4 separate regions of the Mus musculus genome follow, and regions 2, 3 and 4 are each linked to region 1. The links are chromatin loops, found by intact Hi-C in ENCODE. Cell type or tissue: left cerebral cortex. All regions are shown on one strand. Region 1 overlaps Ncoa3 (nuclear receptor coactivator 3). Region 2 has its middle 26 kb from the start of Slc2a10. Region 3 holds the start of Ncoa3 (nuclear receptor coactivator 3). Region 4 overlaps Zmynd8 (zinc finger, MYND-type containing 8).

Region 1 (5,000 bases):
TCCTAAAGAGTCTTTATCAATGACTCCCTGCCCTGTAGAAGACACATCAGCTTTTTGAACATCATCATCACTGGAAATAGTTTTTCCTGAAGACACAGAAGGAAGCGTCGTGTTGAGCAGCACTACCTCAGCCCTTACACACACACACACACACACACACACACACACACACACACACACACACGAGAGAGAGAGAGAGAGAGAGAGAGAGAGAGAGAGAGAGACAGACAGACAGACAGACAGTATGTACATATACATGCAGAACACTCACTAGCTGATAAGAGAAGGCCTCAAGGTTTCCCAGGAAGGTAGAAGACACCTGGCTGGCTCCCTTCCTGCTCCCATGCTAGCCTAAGGGCCCTAGCTTGCCTCCCACCAGCATTCCGCGTTCTGAAGAACATCGGTCTTCTGCCAATTCTGTTAATTGTTTCTTAAAAGTAAGAGCTGGTCAACTCATGGGACTTTGGTAAGTCTTACTTAACACAAGTGAGGCTCTATTTAATCTCCTTGATCCAGAATGGGGGAGGGAGGATTTCATACATATTACAAGTCCAACACTTGGGTGTTTTTCTGACTCTGTGTTACCTTGTTCTTTTATTTGCCGTATCTGTCTCACTGTCTCCTTTAGGATGGCACATTTATCTGGCTTGACATTGAAGTTGTCGATGTCGCTGAGATTTGCAGAGATGAGCTCTGCCAGCTCCTCTATGTACTTGCTCTCCTGCTCCCGTCGCCACTTCTCACCACTGTAGACAAGCCTGGAAGGCGGAGAAAAGCCACAACTTACACCTCTCAAGAAAACTTAAAGCAGAATCCGCCCCATATTATGCATTAGTTTTGTGTGAAATAAACTAAACTTAGCCAACAAGAACCATCAAAGTGGTGGCACAAAGTATACACTGAAGAAATTCCTTGTTCAGTGTCACCTTTGATTAGTCCCTGGCCTTGAGAAACATCTGGAAATGGAGATGATCACCTACCCCTGTCCTGGGGCATCACAGGGCAGTTTGCGTTTCCGAGACTCAGCGGCCAGCGGATCCAAAGAGCTTTCGCCTAGTCCACTCATCCTGATCACAGATCAGCAACTGCGGAAGAAGAGGTGACAAGATTAAAGCACAAAAACAGGCATTTTCTACGAAGGTGTCACATGGTGGAACAGCTGTATCCTGTGGTCCTGGGGTATTTCTGTATGAATGAGTGTGTCTGCACAAGCTCAGAGCTCAGATGCGTTGTAATTATGCTGGGCATGGTGGTGCCAGCCTCTAACCCCAGCACTCAGAAGGCTGAGTCAGGAACATTAAGGATTCTGGTTAAGCCTGGTCTACAAAGCAAGTTCCAGGCCAATCTGGGCCCAGTGTCAACTTATATTTCACAAATAAATTATGTTTAATAAAAGACTATAGCACTTCAATCTTGAAACAATTCTGAATTTTATTTATACCAAGGTAATAAAAGCTAACCCAGTGATTTGGTAAGAACACTTCAAGTAATGAGCCCAGACTAGGCTAGAAGATTGGTTTTGACTTTCTGTATATGAGTGAGTGTTTGCCTACATGTATATATACATATGTATGTGTGTGTGTGTGTGTATATATATATAGCTAGCATGTGTATGCAGTGTCCCCACAAGCCACAAAAAGTCGCTGTCAATCCCCTGGAGCTAGAGTTAAGAGGCAGTCATGATCTACCATGTGGGCATGTTGGGAACAGAACTCATCCTCCTGTCCCCAGGCTCTTTTCCTAGGTAGCACTTCTGTCCACTGGATCGTTTCTCTTCCATTGTTAAGTCCAAGTTAGCCTAGACTATATTAACATGACTGTAGAACTACCCTACGTTCTTCTTAAAGCATAGGTGCAAAGCCAGATACACACTATACGACAGGTTGCCATTAAGTCACACAGCAGCCATTATTTACATACTGACGGCTGGAAAAATAATGTATCTTGGTTAAGTTTCGCACACTAAGACGATAAATACAAGTTATTTCTTTTTGAGCTTATAATGTCAGGGCTCTATTCAGCCTCATTTACTAACTAAGTGGTTAACTCGTGCGCGAACATGACAATCACTGGTCTAAAGAATCCAATGTTGCATCAGTATTGCAGCCAGCCAGCCTGCAGTTGTGCCACTAGGTGGCACAATTCCACCACAAAGGCCAGTTTAAAAATAAAAATAAAATGTAAAAAACCCCACATGATCAAACTTAAAATATGTAGGTCATGTTTGTTTTGAGACAGGGCCTCATTGCCCAGACTGGCCTGGAACCCATAGTTGTGGTTGGCCCTGAGCACCAATCCTCCTGCCTCTGCTTCATACTGAGCAACAAGTATTTGCCGTCCTATCTGTGGTCACACACACCTTTTGAACCCTCTACAGTGTCAGACTACAGCATCATGTAGACAGACAAAGTGTTAAACAGACAAGTGTGGTTCTAGCTGTGTTGTCAATCAGTTCAGAGATTATTTTTTTAACTGAGCAACATTGAGCGCTTACATACCTATCTTTACTTAACTTATTCCAGAAGTCTAACATTATCTTCTTGCCCTTGTGCTACATGGACTGCAAGTCCACGTGGAGAACCGTCAGTGAAGAGCAGTTCATGGTTTGATCTGTACTCCACAACAGGTCTGACTTTGCTGTGCAATACAGCATACAGCAGGAAATGAACATCAGTGGAGTGGTGCCAACTCAATGTAACTGAATACACAAAGACTGGCAGTGGCTCCCTCTAAAAACATTAAAATGCTGGTTACGGCTTACCGTTAACCAGCTTCCTTTTTGTTATCTCAGGGTTCTGACAGGAGAACATGCTTGCTAACTAGCCCGAAGCACAAGGACACATGGCCAAAAAGAAGAATTAGTGAGAGGCCTCAGAGGGCAGAGGCACTCTCTTGCCTCTTTCCTGGCAACCAGAGATCCATCCTGGGGCCCACAAGCTAGAAGGAAAGAACCATGTTTTCTGTACAATGTTTGTAGACTGAGACCTGTGTGCATGCACAGGCACACAAACGTTTAAAAAAAGATTAAACAAAAAATATCAATGCTGGTGTTCTGTTTGAGCAAGTTATTTTAAGGTCTAAGAAAAACCTTATTGTACCAAAATGAGAGGAGGTAGGCCATCCAAGGATAAGGCAGCAGAGACTGGTTAAGCCTTCCCCTTTTCCTAACTTAGTTAGTAACAGAGGGAGTGGATGAGACAGAGCAGAATGGCACTGAACTAACATACACTGGGTGGTTACACATGGTGACCCCCACCACACACATGTGATTAGTTCTGTTCTACAGATAGGGAAGTGGCTAAATAGCTTGCCTAGAATCATTACTAGATCCGGATGGAAGAGGCTATGACATATTCCATAACCAACCAAGCCATCACCAGAGCAAACGATTCATGACTCATTCCCTAAGTCAAACTCCCTCCACCCAGCTCACAAAGCTTCACAGCTTAATCAGGAACCACATAAAGTGCTGTAACATCTGCTGGTTAGGGGCATGAGGTAAGGGTCTGGGCAGGTAGGGGTTACCTCCACAGGCATTATGCCTCCTCCTACCCACCACTCCCCATGACACTGCCTGAACCATGCTCTGCCAGGCCTGATACCACCCTGTCTTCCACATGACTGTTTGTGTCTTCTCTAATTAATCTTTGTCTCAAAGAGGCACATTTTTCAAAGTACCTCTGGTTTCCTGCAAGTGACAATCAGACCTCAATCCTATCAAGGACTGTCCAGGCTGCACCACTGAAGAGCACGGCCTGACTTCACTGTACTACAAAAACATGTGCACATATAAACTGTCAGTGAGGGCCAGCACTGGATAAAGCTGGCCTTTCCAATTAGATGTGTTTACTTTCAAATAGATAACATTTCATTAGAAGTCTTTTTGTTTGTTTGTTTTTTCCCCCAAGACAGGGTTTCTCTGTGTAGCCCTGGCTGTCCTAGAATTCCCTCTGTAGACTGTAGACTAGGGTGGCCTTGAACTCACAGAAATCTGCCTGCCCCCACAGCCTGGTTCATTATATCTTTTTAAATCTACATTCATTCACAGCACCAATCATTCATCAGAGAAGACATTTAGTAATGAATCAAATTCACCAATATCATGTTCAAATGTTATCATTGGCCATCAGACTTCACCTCCAAAGAGCGAGTTTACCTTATCACTTTCAAAACATTGTCTGCCAAATATACAAACTTGAAACCCATAGATTGTCAGTCACTGATTCAATTAAAAATAGTATTTTGAGGCTGGAGAGATGGCTCATCAGTTAAGAGTACTTAACGTCTGCTCTTCTAGGTATCCTGAGCTCAATTCCCAACAACCACATAGTGCCTCACAACCTATACTGGGATCTGACATCCTCTTTTGGCATACATGTATATAGAACATTCATATACATAAAATAAGTCTTAAAGAATTTCTGAGGACTCAAAAACTAAAATAGTATTTCAAACCAGGAATGGTGGTGTGTACCTTCAATCCCAGCACTTGGAAGGCAGAGGCAGGCAAATCTCTTGAGTTTAAGGTCAGCCTGTTCTATAAGAGAAAGTTCCAGGACTGCAAGAGCTACACAGAAAAACCTTGTCTGGGGTGGGGGAGGAAAGACAAAACAAAAAAAAAAGTATTTTAGGGGCTGGAAACCTGGGTTCAATTTCCAAAACGCACAGGGCAGCTCACAATTCCAATTCCAGAGCCTCTGACACCCTCTTCTGACCTCCACAAGCACCAGGCATGCACATGATCCACAAACATAATGTGTAGGCAGAACAACCATAAAGCAAAAATTAATAAATCTTTTTTTAAAGGTGCTTCGGTGCGAAGCAGGCGGCTCAGCCAGTAAAATGCTTGCCTGAACTCAATACTTCAATCTACATAAAAGCCAGGGGCAGTCATGTACACTTATAAACCCCCGCCCCCTGTGTTGGGGGGAGGGGGGTGATACACGAATTTGGGAGTACTGGGCAGGCTGGGGAAGAAGACACCCGGGGCTCACCAGCCA
Region 2 (5,000 bases), 520 kb after region 1:
CCCCCTTCATTCCAGGGGTCCCCCGATGTTCTAATACAACCATTCCTTCAGTCATTCCTGGTCATTCACCGAATGTCCATTTCCTGAGTGCCTGTGATGGCCCCGACAGCAGCTGATGATGCGGAGACCCTGCCATCTCTGAAGCACTGGGGTGGGGAAGGGGTGGGTATGAAGGTAGACCTGTGGCAGCTTCCGGTGGTGATGGGGCTTGGAATAAGATGACAGAGGGGAGGGGAGAGGGGCAGGAAGGGGAGGTGGTAAGGGCATAGTGGTCAGGTGACCTCCTTCAGCAGTGATAACCAGCCTGAGACCCGGGTGAGCGGAAAGAATCAGAGGAAGAGGGCCCAGCCAGTGCAAAGGCCCTGTGGTATCCCTCAGGCTTTGTACTGGCCTTGCCCACCTTCCAACCTTCATGACATGGTAGAGAGTTTTGTAGTGAGAGAATCCAATGCCCCAGCTCCCTCTTCATCTGTGACCTTTGAGACATCTGTCAATCCTTTCAATGGCCTGTTTTTATCCCCATTTTCTGGATGCAGAAATGGAAACTGGGGGGTGGTTGGGGGGGTTCACCCAGGATCAGATGTCCTCCATGGTGCTAGGGCCAGAGGTTAATCTGAACTGTGATTAAGACAGCCGGATGGGCTGTAGTAGATTTCTGCCAGTAACAGCTGCTTCACCCCCTACTCAATCACAGAGCCTTGTATTTATTCCGTTGCCTGTTCTGAGCACCCTGAGGCAGTGTGAACCTCCAAGCTGTACTCCAGCGCAGTGTCCATTCACTGAGTGATCTCACCGATGCAGAGTTCCCGACCATGTGTCAGTCCCACGTCAGGCACCAAGCTTCAGCAGCAAGCAGGTCGGCCCTTGAGGCTGGCATAGCCAGAGAAGCCACAGTCAAACACTGGGCGGGCATGTTGGGATCCGGCTACAGTGCTGGGCAGAGGGTGAGATGAGTTGTAGCCCCACCCCACCCCAGAAGTGTTAGTGACATCTTCCTCAAGGCTGACTCCGCCCCATCCTCTAAGTGTCAACTTAGTGGGAAGCTGTCCCCAGCCTGTTCAGATGAGTGCCTTCGCCTGGCTGCCCACCCTGTAAATGCTTTGCTTCCTCTAAGCTTCAGGCCTCTGCTCTGTCATATCCTTCACGCAGGTACAAATACCAAGCCCACGCAGAACCCACATCCACACCTGGCTTTCTGCCTGCCGGCACACTGCATACACAGGGCCCGACCGACCGTGCTGCCCTCTTTGCCGCATCAGCCCTCAAGGACTTCAGTCTCTTCGTTCTCTGTCATGTTGTAGCAGCCAAAGAAATACGTGGTGCACAGTAGCTGCTGAATGAATGTTCATGTGTGTGAGCATGTATACACACACACACACACACACACACACACACACACCCTGTTAAAGAGCTTACCAAAAGGGAATGCTTTAAATGATACTGGAGGAGCCAATGAGATAGTCCCATGAGCAAAGACACTTGCTGGCAAGCCCAGTGACCTGAGTTCGATGCCAGTATCCACATGGTAGGAGGACACTGACTCCTACAAGGCGTCCTGTGATGGCCACAGACACGTGTGATTGCAGATGGGTAGGTAGGTAGGTAGATAGGTGGGTTATAGGTGGGTTGGTGGGTGGGTGGGAGGATGGATGGATAGATAGAAGATAGAGATAGATAGATAGATAGATAGATAGATAGATAGATAGATAGATAGATAGATAGATAGATAGATAGGCAGACTGACTGACCGACTTGAAACACTTCTGAGGCCTCTGGTTGGAAGGTGTGTCTGCTCTCCCGCTTCCTCCCCTGTCGGCTCCCTTCCTTGTTCTTGACTGTATAGTATAAATGTTTCTACCGCAGCCAGGAATTACTTTTGCAACATGAAGGAGTAAACAAGTAACGAGTTATAAAGGTGCCCCGCCCAGCTCTGCCTGTTCCCACCAGACCATCCTCCCTGTTAGAAGCCCAGGTTGTCAGCAGCCCTGTCCCTTCCTCACAGGCTGCCGTCGGGGGTGGGGTGGGCCTTGCCATCCTGCTGAGTTCTCCCCATCCATGGCACATCTGCCCAGAAGCAGAGAAGGGAGCAGGTGTCTCAGACCTTCCTGCCTCTCTCCCTCTGTCTCCTCTCAACCCCAGCAGGGTCTTCCCGCAAAGCAGTCCAGGGGCCTTCCTGACTGGACCTCCCCAGACTCCTTGCTGGTGCCCCTCTGGTCTCCACCTTCTCCTCCTCTGAGGAGCTCTCCCGGGGGGTTCTCTCAGAAACGCCATCCTGGGTAAAGTCAGTGATGGTCTGGTCTGTCCTGGCAGCTGAGGCAAAGACCTTACCTCCGAGTTTGTCAGATCTCCACAGTGGGCACAGCCAAGTTAACTCCTGTGGGCTGATGAGGTACACCCCACTTTACAGCCATCATTAGGTGCTATATGAAGGGCTTGTGGCTCACAGGCAAAGTTATGATGTGACAAACCTAGGCTGTATAGTGTGTGTACCGGGAGGTTACACCTGTGTCAAGAAACTATTGTCAACAGATTCAACTCCAGAAAGGACAGGACAAAGCATACACTGCTCCTCTGCTGAACAACCCTCGGAAGCCAATATTTTTAGGGATTTCTTTGTTTTCGTTTGTTTGTTTTGTTGGGTTTTCGAAATAGGGTTTCTCTGTGTAGTACAGGCTGTCTTGGAACTCACTCTGTAGACCAGGCTGGCCTCGAATCAGAGATCCACCTGCCTCCCGAGTGCTGGAATTAAAGGCGTGCACCACTACCGCCCGGCTCCTTGCAAGATGAATTTTTTCTTTCTTTCTGCTTTTGCATGTTTTCCTCATTTTCTTGAAGGTGCCCTGTTCCCTTTTAAGGAAAAGCTGTAACGAGGAAACACAAAGGTGCACTTGCGCCCTCTGCTGGTCATGCTGTAGAACTGCAGTACAGCGTTTGCCTGGTGGGGAACAGAGGCAGGGGAGCAGGTTTCCTTCCACCAGAAGCAGACTACAAGAGGGACCATGACAGATCTTCACCCCCAAATACTTCACATCACCCTTATTCTTCTTACACTCTGTTGAAGCCCCTAAGTATATGCCCCAGAAACTCCATTCCCATCTTAGGAGCCAGGAGATACCTGGGTAAATCCCAGTCAACATGGCTCCTTGGGGCTGCATGTCTTCAGATATGCCACCTACCTGCTTTGTGTCTCAGGCTCTCACCATACAAGGCAACGTTAGGCAGGGGTTCTCATCTGAGCACCAGTGACATTGTGGGAAGTGTTCTTCATCCTGTGTGCCTGTCAGGGGCAAACCTGACCCCAACCATCAAGTTACTTTCGTTGATACTTCATAGGTGTGACTTTGCTACTGTCATGAATTGTAACGAAAATATCCGTGTTTTCTGATGGGTCTTTGGTGACCCCTGTGAAAGGGTCCTTCGACCCCAAATGCGGTTGCAACCTATAGTTTCAGTGATTGGTGGGGAAGGGCTCAGCCGATGGTCTGTGGGGAGGGGCTCTCCTGACCTGGTGGTCCTGGGTTCCATAAGAAAGCAGGTTGAGCAAGCCATGAGGAATAAGCCAGTATGCAGTACCCCTCCGTGGCCTCTGCATCAGCTCCTGCTTGCAGGTTTCTGCCCTGAATGAGTTCCTGACCTCTCTGTTCTTAATGATGAAGTATTCTATGGAACTGTGAGTGAAATAAGCCTATTGGTCATGGTGTTTTATCACAGCAATAGAACCCTAAGAGGGACCCTGAGTTTCTCTCTCCTACTTACACCCCACCCATGCCACCACTGCCTTCACAGAGCACCCCCCCCCAGCATTCCTCCTGCTGGAGGGTCCCACTGTGAAGGATCTCTGGGGAACTCCTTTCACTGGCCTGCTGAGTCTGTTGTGGTTGGCATTGTCTCTGCCCCCCCCCCCCCCCCAGCAAGGGGACCAGTCTCCAATTAACATAGAAAAATAAGAACAGAAAGGGCCAGAGGCTTTGTGGAAGAGGAAAAGAGGAGATGAGATTGTGGTAAACGCATGCAGGTGAGGGTGGGATGGGGTGACCTCAGCAGAGCAGGGCTCTGGCATCCCCCAAAGGGGTCAGAGACAGCTGAAAAAACTAACACCTGCCCCACTCCCTGGCCACTGGGCTTCCTGCATTTGTGTTTAGAAAAGGATTAGAGCACAGCTTAGTCTCCAGGGCCTCGCAGGCAGGCACAGAGTAGAGAGAAGATCTGGGTCCTGCTACAGTCGGGCCTCCTTGCTTCTCGGGGAGAAAGTTTCCTGGGGTTTTTGTTTTTTTGCTTGTTTGTTTTAAGGTTTATTAATTTTATGTATGTAAGTACACTGTCGTCGCTGTCTTCAGACACACCAGAAGAAGGCATCAGATCTCATTACAAATAGTTGTGAGCCACCATGTGTTTGTTGTGAATTGAACTCAGGACCTCTGGAAGAACAACCAGTGCTCTTAACCGCTGAGCCATCTCTCCAGCCCGAGAAAGAATTTTCTATCACCAAAGCCTAGATCCTGGGGACCAGAGGTTAGGACAGAGGGTGTGTCACCTGATGTCTAAGGAGGGGAGGGTGACCCTCAGATATGAGATCATCTCTACTGAGGCCAGGGGCTGTGATAAAATCCTCATGACGTGACTGGGAGTGTGTCTCAATGGTAAAGCGTTGCCTCGAATCTGCAAGGTCCTGGGTTCAATACCTGGGACTGCAATCAATCAATCAATCAACCAACCAACCAATCAATCAGTAATTAAAATACAGTAAAAATAAATGAATAAGGGCTAAAAGATGGCTTGGTTGGTAAAATACTTGCTTCAGAAGTTTGAAGATCCAAGTTCAAACCCAGAACCTATGTAAAAAGTGAAGTGCACGCTTAAAATCCCACTCTTGGGCAGCAGGGACAGGAGGATGCCAGCCAGTCTGGCCTAAGTAATGAGCTCCAGGTCAATGAGAGATCCTGTCTCAAAGGTAGTAGACAGCATTCTAAGTATGATACCTAGGTGTTCCTCTAGCCTCC
Region 3 (5,000 bases), 53 kb after region 1:
TTTATTTTTTTTGAAACAGGGTTTCTCTGTATAGCACTGGCTATCATTCTGTAGACCAGGCCGGCTTCAGAGATACATCTATTTCTGCCACCAGAATCCTGAGATTAAAGGCATACAACATTATGTATGCCCTACTCACAAAGCATCCTTAAATTCAGTTCCAGGGATCTGACAGAAGGGATTCTCTTCTGACCTTTTAAGCAATAAGGATGCACATGATGCTCAGACATACATATAGACAAAATACTCACACACATAAAAATAAAATAATCTTTAAAAAAGACAATCTTGATTATATGCTGAAGTTTGTGTTTTGAAGTCCTCTTTAAAGGGTGTTTTCTGATGAAAATGTCCTCCGTAACTGCTTACAATTAGAGCTGCCCCTTTTGCCTACAATCCCCAGCTATAAAATGTACTTCCTTCTATATGCTGAAAGCTAGCATGTGCCTTTTTGTTTTTTAATGCTGATTGGACAATTAAGTCTTTTCTATCAACATATAAAATACTCTATAATTTGGGATCACAGGCAGTTTAGATTACTGCTCATTTAAATTCAGAACCTGAAGCTACCTCCAGCAACACAGGAGCTACAGTGGTCGGTATCACTTTACATGTTACAAACAGAGGCTTCATCTTACAATGAAGCCTCAGGGTTCTACATCCCACAGACTATTATTTCTTTAAGGGTTTTAATACAGCAAACAGCAGTAGCACTAAATTCAACAGCCTAACAACTATTGAGATTTTTTAAATTCATGTCAATCAGTGCACTAGGTGGATGCCTGATGTCCACAGAGGCCAGAAGAGGGCGACCGATCCCCTGGAACTGGAGCCATAGATGGTTGCTGGATGCTGCGGGTCAATACCAGGTCCTCTAGTAGAGCAGTAACCAATGTTCTTAAAGCTCTGAGCCATCTCTCCAGCTCCTGCAAGTTTAAAATAGCAAAAAAAGAAAACACTACCCCTCCCCAGCCCCCGTTCCTGCTCTCAGTATATACCAGCTGGGGTTTGTTTCTAATGAAAATACTTTAGTCTTTAGTTCCAAAGCCAAACTTACTGCAAGAAATGCTAACAGTCATTGCCACAGACAGGGTTTCTAGTGGAAGAGATTCCTTTTTCAGTATTTTCAGACCTTTTCAGTTGGGTATCCGATGTGGAAAAAACCTATTCTGAATACTTGATAACCATTTAAGGTTTTAAAAGAACAAACGGCTCACAAACTCAGAGGTTTGCACTGCCCTGTTAGTCCACAGCCGTATCTGCTGAAGATCTGAATGCATGCACCCTTAGCTCCAGCAACTCATTTCTGCAACAACCTGCAGGAACAAATGCTGAGGCTTTGGCGCAGCAGAGATCTGTCAACCAAGCCGAGGGTCCCCGACATTTAAATCTCAGTCCAGAAACCCTGATACAGGACCTCTCATCTTATTCGTCCACCTAGCCCTTCAGCAGACAGGGGACTGACTCGCCTTCCTGGTTTTTAACCTCACAAGCTTAATTACAAAAACAAGTTGGCTTTGAAGCGCTACTCAGAAACTGCAACCAAAAAAAAAAAAAAAGGAAGTCTTCGCATTTGGGAGGGGGAAAAAGTTTCTCGACTTAAAGACACTTTCCAACCTTCCAGTGTCATACAGTGTGGAGTCCTAGGCTCCTGCTCCGCGGGCCTACGATGCTCTGGCCTCTCCGAGCTGCTCTCCTGCTTAACTTTTCCACCCTAGCCACCCTCAAGCTGCCTAGGGAAGTAGCACTGCCTCCCACTTCATTTAAACTACTGCAAACAGAATCAATGAACGAACCTAGACTGGGAATTTCAGAAGATGAAAGCGACCTCGATGATAGCCGACACAAGACGGCAGAGCCCCTATCCACGCCGCACAGAGAGGGAGAGACCCCACACTCATCCCATACAGACGGCCGACCCTGCATCCACGCTACACACACCTCGGACTCCTCATCCGCCAAGCATCCACCCTGGAGACATCGCGGACCCCGCATCCACCCGGTCCTCGCCCCGCACAGACCGCAGACCTTGCACTCACCCCTCGCACCTCCACTCACCCGGCACACACCAGCACACACCTCGCACACCGCACTCAGCTCCCTCGCCCAGCATCCACCCTGCAGACCCCCACACGCAGCCTGCATCCACCCCACACACCTGGCGGACTCCGGGGCCACCCAACACACCTGGCACAACCCGCAGACCCCCACATCCATGCCACACACCCCGCACACGCCACAGACCCCACTCTCACCCCGCACACACCCCGCGGGCACCGCACACTCCGTGTCCGCCGCGCCCGCTCGCAGCGGAGCCGCAGCTTCGGCCGGAGGAGCCGCCCGTGTCCGCTCCGCCGGGCGGCGCCGGCGGGAAGAGGAGACTCGGCTGAGCTTCTCCGACCCGAGATTCGGCGGGGGGAGCCCCAGCGGCAAGCAGAGGCCGCGGCCGCGAACTCCTCGCGACCCTGCACGGGCCCCGGAGCCCAGCGCCGCCCGCGCGATCCCTGTCGCCTGCGCCGCGCGTTACTGGCGACCCCAGGACCCCCGCCTCAGGCCATGCCGCCGGCCTCGCCCGCCGCTCGCCACTGCCTTTCTCTCCACTCACCGCTCGCCGCCATCTTCCCCAACGCTGTTCTCGATCGGAAACTCACAGCTCAGCCCCGGCCGCCGACACCGACTCCGCCGAGGCCGCCGCCGGCGCTCTGAGGAGCTGAGGCAGCCGCCGCTGAAGCCGCGGCGCGGGGGCCGCCGGGATTTGTAGTCCCGCGGCCACGCCCAGCACTACGGGTCCCAGGGGGCCGTGCGCGAGGCAGGGGGCGTGGCCGCGAGGCCTGGGTTCCCCTCAGCTCACCCAGCCGCTGGAGGTGAAGAGGACGTTCTGGGTTCGTTTTCCCGTTTGCCTGTCTCCATCCTGGAATTCCTGACTTCAATGGAGTGTTCATTGTGCGCCAAGCACCGTCCCACAAGACCAGTAGCTGAGGGGGCGTTGTCCTTACTTTTCAGAGGAGCAAACTGAGGCCCGAGGTCAGGAGCCCTGCTAAGTCACTGACTTGAAAAGGTTTCGGGCCTTGCGGTGATGGCACACGCCTTTAATCCCAGCACTCAGGAGGCAGAGGCAGGCGGATTTCTGAGTTCGAGGCCAGCCTGATCTACAAAGTGAGTTCCAGGACAGCCAGGGCTATACAGAAACCCTGTCTCGAAGGAAAAAAAAAGGTTTTGGCTCACAAGGTGTTGGTCCTCAGGTTTGGTCTCTGCGTATTGTGATTTAAACCAGAGAACAGCTTGCTTTACAGTGGGAATTACTGAGAGACAGCACCTTAACCAAGAACATCTTAAACTCGGTGCCACCAAAGGTGACTCAAACTGTCACGCCATGTCCCCGATAGGATGCAGTGCAGAAAGCAGAAAACTACCAAGTTAAGTGACCTGAATCTAACGGAATAGGAAAATAAATAAATAAATAATTTTTTAAAAAATTAAAGCGCAGAATGTGCAGCATTCTACAGAACCAGCCTCTCCTCCAAGAAAACCGATGGTAGCAAGTGAAGGCAATCCCAGTGACCCCATGGCTCCGGGGCAGAAACAGAAGAAACAAAAACTCAAAGTCCTCCTTCAAAGCAGGGATTTAAAGCCAAGTTGGGGATGGGGGTGAGGGGAGTCTGACCAAAATAAATAAGGCCAAAGTTAAATTCAATAAATGTAGGCCAGGCTAGACTCCAGTTTAGAAACCTGGCTGCCTCTGCCTCCCTAGTGCTGGATTAAAGGCATGCACTAGCAACCCCGGTTTATGGATAGTTCTTAGGTAAAAAGAACTTGTAAAGGAATTTGGAGTTAATGGGAAAAAATAGAGGACGTCTTGGGACACAACTGTATAAAATGTCTTCAGTGTGAATAAGACTAACCCTATCCTGAGGTTCTGCTGTCACCTCAAGGATTTCCCACCTGCACTACTTTACTGTTCTGCAAGTGTCCACTGTTTACCCTTGGAGTTATTCCCACAGCAGCCAAGTCCCAAACCTGGTGTGGTGGTGCACACCCTTAATCCCTGTACTCAGAAGGCAGAGGCAAGTGGATCTCTGAGTTCCAGGCCATCCAGGGCTACATAGAGAAATCTAATCTTAAAACTAAAAATAGTAATAATAATTCTAAATGTAACAAAAGTACATTAAAATAAATAATTACTGATTCAAGCACAGTACTGTACTAAAATTTTATCCATATTCAGACATATACATAATCTTTATATATGTATATGTTGAGAGCATAACAGATATGAACAGTAAAAAAATAATTCAATTGTTTCAGTAAAAGATCCAAAAAGAAGGCAGACATGCCGCTGCTTTGGGTGGGGTAAGCAGGTGACCCTGCAACAGCATCTGGCCGGTGCTAGAGCCAAAATTTAAAGTAGCTGATTGACTTGCTCAGGTAGATAATCAGCGAAGATGCTGCCTTCATCCTTCATCCTTCCCTGTTTGCCCAGACCACTCCTCCATGAAGGGATTGACTTGTGTCCCTTCTTCGAATTAGGCTTGGTTCTAAGACTGTTGCCCCAAGGAAACACAAGTCACAGGCCTAGAGCTTGAGAATGCTGCCAGCTCCTACTTCCTCCTTCCTGGCCCCAACTCTAGCTCTATGAGAATCCAGAGGGAAAGGAAGCACCAGTTGACAGAGGCTGAGGTCCCAGGCAAGACCCAACAGCAGCTGCCAGCCCTGCACACAGCCTTCTTGTACGTCCCTGTCCTTTGAGGGCCCCAGTGCTTACATCACCAACAAGATTAGCACCAGAGCTAGGCCTGGTAGGACACACCTGTAATCCTTCCATTTAGGAGGTAAAAGGACAAAGGTTATCCTCCACTATGTCTGAAATCCCAGGCCAGCCTACACATGGTATCCTGCAATCCCAGGACTCAGGAGGCTGAGGCAACAGGATTGTCAAGAGGACGGGGCCAGGCATGCAGGGCCACCCAATAAGAGCCTACTGGAAGGAAGAAAGATGGAGG
Region 4 (5,000 bases), 230 kb after region 1:
CACTGTCACCGATGTATGTAGATGTTTTTGTCGGCCCTGTCAGGTTATCCCTCTTCCCAAGGGAGCTGCAGACAGAGGCACCTTACCAAAAGTCCCGGCCAACCGTTAAGTGTCCACCATTGATTGAGCCTAGGTCTCTCTAGTTTTGAGTCTTCCCCTTATACTAAGAATCAAATCGCAAGACTGGAGGAAAGTCGCTCGGGATCACGGGTGTACCCGGCACTTACTGAGGATGCAGGATTGCTTCCCAGATCTCCCATCTCTTTGGTTCCGAGGGATCCTTGCGAACTCAGTGGGCACCTGGACTCACAGGCACCCTCAGTACACACACAGACAACACAGAACCAGTCATACCCACCCAGCCAAACGCATGAGCCTTCTTCCTCAGAATGGCTCTCTCTGCAGGGCTGGCTGGCTGGCCACCCGCTATGTAGCCGAGGTTAACCTTGAACTCGTCTTCCCGACCTGCTGCCTCACTACCAGGATTACAGGACAGCGCCACAGCAAGCCTACATTTCTGTAGTCTCTGATGGTGTCTTGTTTACTGCCCTCCTGGGCCATTTAGGAATTCCTGTCAGGAACAGATCTCCTTCGCATCTCCTATCTTCGGGTGCTGCCTTGTCAGGGCTCAGAAACGATGCTGGGCAGTGCGTGAGGGTAACCGGTCAGGACTGGGTGGGTCTTTAGGAAGCTCGTGGTCCCTCTTTGTTCTCCCTGTTTAAACACCTAAGGCATGGCAACATGGTCTGTCCTTCTTGCAGGAGTCTGAACCTCACTGAGAAATGAGATAATTTGCCAACATCTCTACCCCTTCACCCGATGCCCAGCTTGCTTTCCTGTAGCCCTCCCCAGGGCTGGTCAGAGACAGGTGGGGAAGGCTCTGAGCTGTCCCCAGACTCTTACCAATGGCTGTCATGCCTACATGCTCCTGACCCGTGCATACAGCATATGAGGGGGGTTTTGCTTATGGCTTAAACCCATAAACGGGCCAATGCAATTTCAGTGGCAGCCTAGCCATTTGGCTCAGAGCCTGTGTTTGGTGACAGCCCTTTGTTGGCAGTTCATGGCTGCCCATCTTCCCAGTCCCACCCAGGACCCTGAACAGCACTTGTGCAGTGAAGCACGCCACACCCCTTCTCTCCTGTCCTCAGCCCCGACCGACCGACCGACCCTGGGAGCTTTATTGGTTTACTGATCTGTAAAGCCAGCTTTCTAACCCTGACATACTTTTCTAGCTTCTCCAGCCTCCACCAAGACGGGGCAAGCCGGGAGCTTGTCTGGCAGCCCAAAGCCTTTCTCTCCGCAAGCGCCGACACCCATCATGACAAAACCCGACAAGACTTCCACCTCCACCACCGGGAGCATCCTGAACCTGAACTTGGGTCAGTGGCGTTTCAAGAAGTGTGTGTATGTGAGTGTGTGTGTCTGGCAGCAATGACCCTTTGTCCTTGAACTTCTCCTTTCTCTCTGCAGAAAATGTAAAGGCGTTGGTGGGTAGAGGGAGGCAAGGGGAAATCGGGGAACAGGGTGAGGAGGGGCTTCCTTGGGCAGAGCCTTGGCTTGCAAAGGTGTTTTACCACAGTATCCTGGGCCAGTCTTTACAAGTAATTCTTGGAAGCTAGTCCCACCCTGTGCAGATCCATGTGACTGAAGCAAGTTTTACAAGTCTTACTGTTTTGGGCTGGGTGTTCTGATACAGTTTCAATTCTCTTATGAATATGGGTGTGCTGCCTGTATGAGTGTCTGTGTGCCACATGCCTGTCTCTTGCCTGTGGAGGCCAGAAGGCATGAGGTTCTGCAGAACCGGAGTTGCAGATGGCTCTAAGTCACCATGGCAGTGCTGGGACTCAGTCCTGAGCCTCCAAAGTTACAGCCAGTGCGGTTTAACTGAGGAGGCATCTCTGTAACCATTTCTCATTTTATAAAATGTGAATTCTTTCATCTGGATTGAGCTTGCCTTGTAGCTCAGGATCACATGATCCTGTCTTTACCTTCCAAGTGTAGTTATTGGCATGTGCCACCAGGCCTGGCTCCACTTGGTATGGGGTGTGTGTGTGTATGTGTTTGAGACAAGGTCTATGCATATAGTTCTAGTTTGCAGTTAAATTTCTATGCAGCCTAGAGTGGCCTGCATAGCAGGGAGCAAGGGGCAGAAGGTTAGAATTTCTGGGATCTGTACAGGTTGGCTGCTATAGGCCTGTAGTTTCCATATTTCTGAGTAATTGAATGCTGCCACCTAGTGGCTACAGACTGGAGGTGCAGCTTAGTGTCTGGTGCTGATGATGACCTCAGCGCAGAGATCCACCCAGCCCCAGTGGATCCCCTGAGGTTGAGAGCTAGCCTTAGAATGTTCGGAAGGAGCAGGGGCCCTGGGCCACTGGAGCAGGTAGGGATCAGTGGAGGGAAGAGCAGGGGCAGGAGGCCACAGAGAAAGCCACTGCCAAGGGGTTGTGATATTCCAGACACCTTGGGGGGAGGGAGGCCACCTGTATATGGTATTGAGTTCACAGCACCATCCAGGCCACACCACTTGTTCCCAGGGCAACAGGACTAGCGGCCACCAGGTGTAGTCCAGTTTCCTACCTTGCCTTATGGCTGCAGCTGGACAGCCAGGGTCCTTGCTAGGACTCCATCCAGAGCCACCAGCTGGTTCCTCGATTGATTCAGAAGGGACCCGATTGCTGCCTTGGGACATTTGTTCTAGAAATGTGGTTTCTTTTCTCAGGGCCTCCTCCCACCTTCACACTCTGAACAGAAGCTCTGTGGAACAGAGGCGTTCTCGTGGTGACACTTCCTTTCTGCCAATCACGCCTGGCAGGAATAGCTTATTCCGTAAACCACGGAGCCCACTGGGCATCCTTGTGGTATCCTGGGTCTTTGAAGCTTGAGGTACAGCAGTGGTGGCTCAAAGGTGGCTCTGGGGAATCCATGATTTTTGTCCTGTGACCCCTCCAACCCCCATAATTCCTTCTAGAGTACATGTCTCATTTCATTCAGTCAGGTTGAAAGCGTCAGACACGTGGGTGGGTTCCTAGGGTGGGGTTTCAGCCTCATAGGTAGGGGCTCCACTGGGGACCCTGGAGAATGCTGTGCGTGGTGGTGGTGGGGGGGGGAAGGTTGGAGGGAGGAGGGGAGTGTGCGTGATTCTGTATCCACTCATGTGCGGTGAGAGAGTCCTGGAGACTGATGGTGAGAAACCACTGTCCAGCTAAGCAGGGCCAAACTGGAGACATGGGGCAAATCACTTCCCCATAAAGTAGGGGCTCACTATGTAGCCTTGGCCGGCCTTGAACTTGGCAATCTGCCTGCCCTTGTCTCTTGAGTGCTTGGATTAAAGGCCCCTCCCTCCCTCTATCTTTCTCTCTCACACACATTTTGCATGAATCTGTAGGGGTCAAAGGGCAGCGTGGGGAGCTGTTCTTTCCTCCCAGGTCCCAGGGCCAGACCCAGGCTGGTAGGTTTGTCAGTGTGATGCCTTTCATGGCCAATCCCCTTTGATGGGCCTTTTCTGATTTTGTTTTTTGTTTTTTTGGGTTTTTTTTTTTTGAGACTGGTTGTCATATAGCTATACCGACCTCAAGTCAAGGCAGGCCTTGAACTTTTGGCCCTCCTGCTTATCTCACCCATGGACAGGGGAAGCCGAGGAAGTTGGCACTCTGGACAATGCCAGTGTGTCCTTGTCCTCCGGCAATGGTCCTGCCAGCCTCGGGAAGAGCATCACTGTAGGTCAGAGAGAGCCTCCATCTCCATCCCTGTCTCCCAGGTGACATTGCCACCTGCCCTCCCTCTCCTCTGTGTCTGAGGTCTGAGTCTCATCCCTGGCAGTGTTTGTTCTCTAGGATGTGGCTGCCCCTGGCTGGAGCGAGCAGACAGTGGGGTTTTACACCACTGCACCGGTGGGACAGCACTCCCCACCACTAGGACTAAGACGGCCTTAGCCCCATGTCCCCATGTCCCCTGCCGTCAGCACTGATGCTGAGCACCTCAGGAACACCTGTAATCATATTCCCGTCCTGTCTCTTTCTGCCCACCCCAACCTTGGCTATGCCCCTGGTTTCCTTTTCCTAGAATGGGTTGCCGTTTGATGCCAACCTAGGAATCTTTCCCCCGCTGTGTTTTCGGCACTCCTGTTTATCCCGGTGCCATTTGAGGGTAATCTGGAGCCTTCATCCCTATGGGCATGACGTAGTTGTCCATTCCGACATAGCTACAGTGTAGGCATTTCTGCCCACATAGGAGGCAAATCCATAGAAGGGGAAGGGAGGGCAGGAGGCCTCACGGGCTTCGTGCGCATTTAGAGATGCTGCCAAGTTGCCCCCGTGATGTCGCTGTTCAGCTCTGTTCTCCCTCACAGAAATGGAGGAGCCTTTATCTAGCATGGCTATTTGTTCTCTCTGGCTTCCATTTATAGCAGGAGCTGAAGCATTCAAAATGCTGGTAGCCTAGGGGAGCTGGAGCCCACCCCAGCCTAGAAGGACAGTGTGAGAAGAGCTGATGCTCTCTCCTGCAGGAGGAGAGGCATGCCCCAGCCAGCACTCCAGGATGGGTCATTACGTCTCCAAAAGCCTTGGCCTTAGTCTTGATCCCAGCCCTCATGCCTTGGTCGCTTTCTTCTTACAGGATAAAATAGCTTACTGGCCAAGGGATGCCTTGCTTTGTAAAATGGGTACTTTGGATTCTCCTATTAAGAGTTTAGCCTTTGAGACATAGGCACACACAGTAGGCAGAGGCAGAGGCTCCCTGTTTGCTGTGTAGGTCAAGCTGTCCTTGAACTCCTGGCAATCACCCGCCCACCTTAAGGGAATGCTAAGGAGAGTGTGTGCTCTTACACACCTGTCCACAGCCCCATCGGCAGGCCAGGTCCAGCTGTCTTCCTGTGATGTGGGCTTATAGTGGTTAAGGCAAACTGTCCCCTGGTCCTGATTTCCCAACCCGGGTCCTCCAGACCGGCTGAGGTATGGGCTTCAGGTGCTTGGGGACAAAGGTGGACGAAGGAGAAT

Evidence for each region. A loop is a pair of places that touch in the nucleus more often than their neighbours do. Peaks named below come from ENCODE experiments on the same cell type or tissue, not always from the same donor. Only the 100,000 strongest peaks of a DNase experiment are listed, where the experiment ranks them.
Region 2: it touches region 1 in a loop (5-fold over the local background); 8 of 42 quality-filtered maps call a loop at or near these places.
Region 3: it touches region 1 in a loop (3.0-fold over the local background); 18 of 42 quality-filtered maps call a loop at or near these places.
Region 4: a loop joins it to region 1, with 2.8 times the contacts of the local background. A loop is called at or near these places in 24 of 42 quality-filtered maps.

What each region holds. Positions count from the first base shown.
Region 1 is chr2:166,043,541-166,048,540 of GRCm38, reverse strand. Ncoa3 (nuclear receptor coactivator 3) reads right to left here. Exons shown (of 23, transcript NM_008679.3): 3 at 981-1,085; 4 at 586-758; 5 at 1-86. The coding sequence starts at 1,066. Among named protein-coding and RNA genes, the nearest start is that of Ncoa3, 53 kb to the right of the region's middle. In left cerebral cortex, a CTCF peak has its summit at 2,132 (motif pointing right); DNase peaks (open chromatin) are centred at 2,200, 2,682 and 3,209; H3K27ac peaks cover 1,363 bases.
Region 2 is chr2:165,527,215-165,532,214 of GRCm38, reverse strand. No RefSeq gene overlaps it. Among named protein-coding and RNA genes, the nearest start is that of Slc2a10, 26 kb to the right of the region's middle. In left cerebral cortex, a CTCF peak has its summit at 2,904 (motif pointing left); a DNase peak (open chromatin) is centred at 2,869.
Region 3 is chr2:165,990,364-165,995,363 of GRCm38, reverse strand. It overlaps Ncoa3 (nuclear receptor coactivator 3), which reads right to left and starts at 2,727. Exons shown (of 23, transcript NM_008679.3): 1 at 2,606-2,727. It overlaps LOC115489489, which reads left to right and starts at 1,583. Exons shown (of 2, transcript XM_030252296.1): 1 at 1,583-3,024. The coding sequence starts at 1,670. The coding sequence ends at 2,761. In left cerebral cortex, a CTCF peak has its summit at 2,642; DNase peaks (open chromatin) are centred at 1,743, 1,982, 2,180, 2,760 and 2 more places; H3K4me3 peaks cover 2,147 bases; H3K27ac peaks cover 1,447 bases.
Region 4 is chr2:165,816,924-165,821,923 of GRCm38, reverse strand. Zmynd8 (zinc finger, MYND-type containing 8) reads left to right here. Exons shown (of 23, transcript NM_001363020.1): 12 at 1,236-1,382. Among named protein-coding and RNA genes, the nearest start is that of Gm11465, 62 kb to the left of the region's middle. In left cerebral cortex, a CTCF peak has its summit at 2,250 (motif pointing left); DNase peaks (open chromatin) are centred at 2,274, 2,757, 3,396 and 4,263; H3K27ac peaks cover 5,000 bases.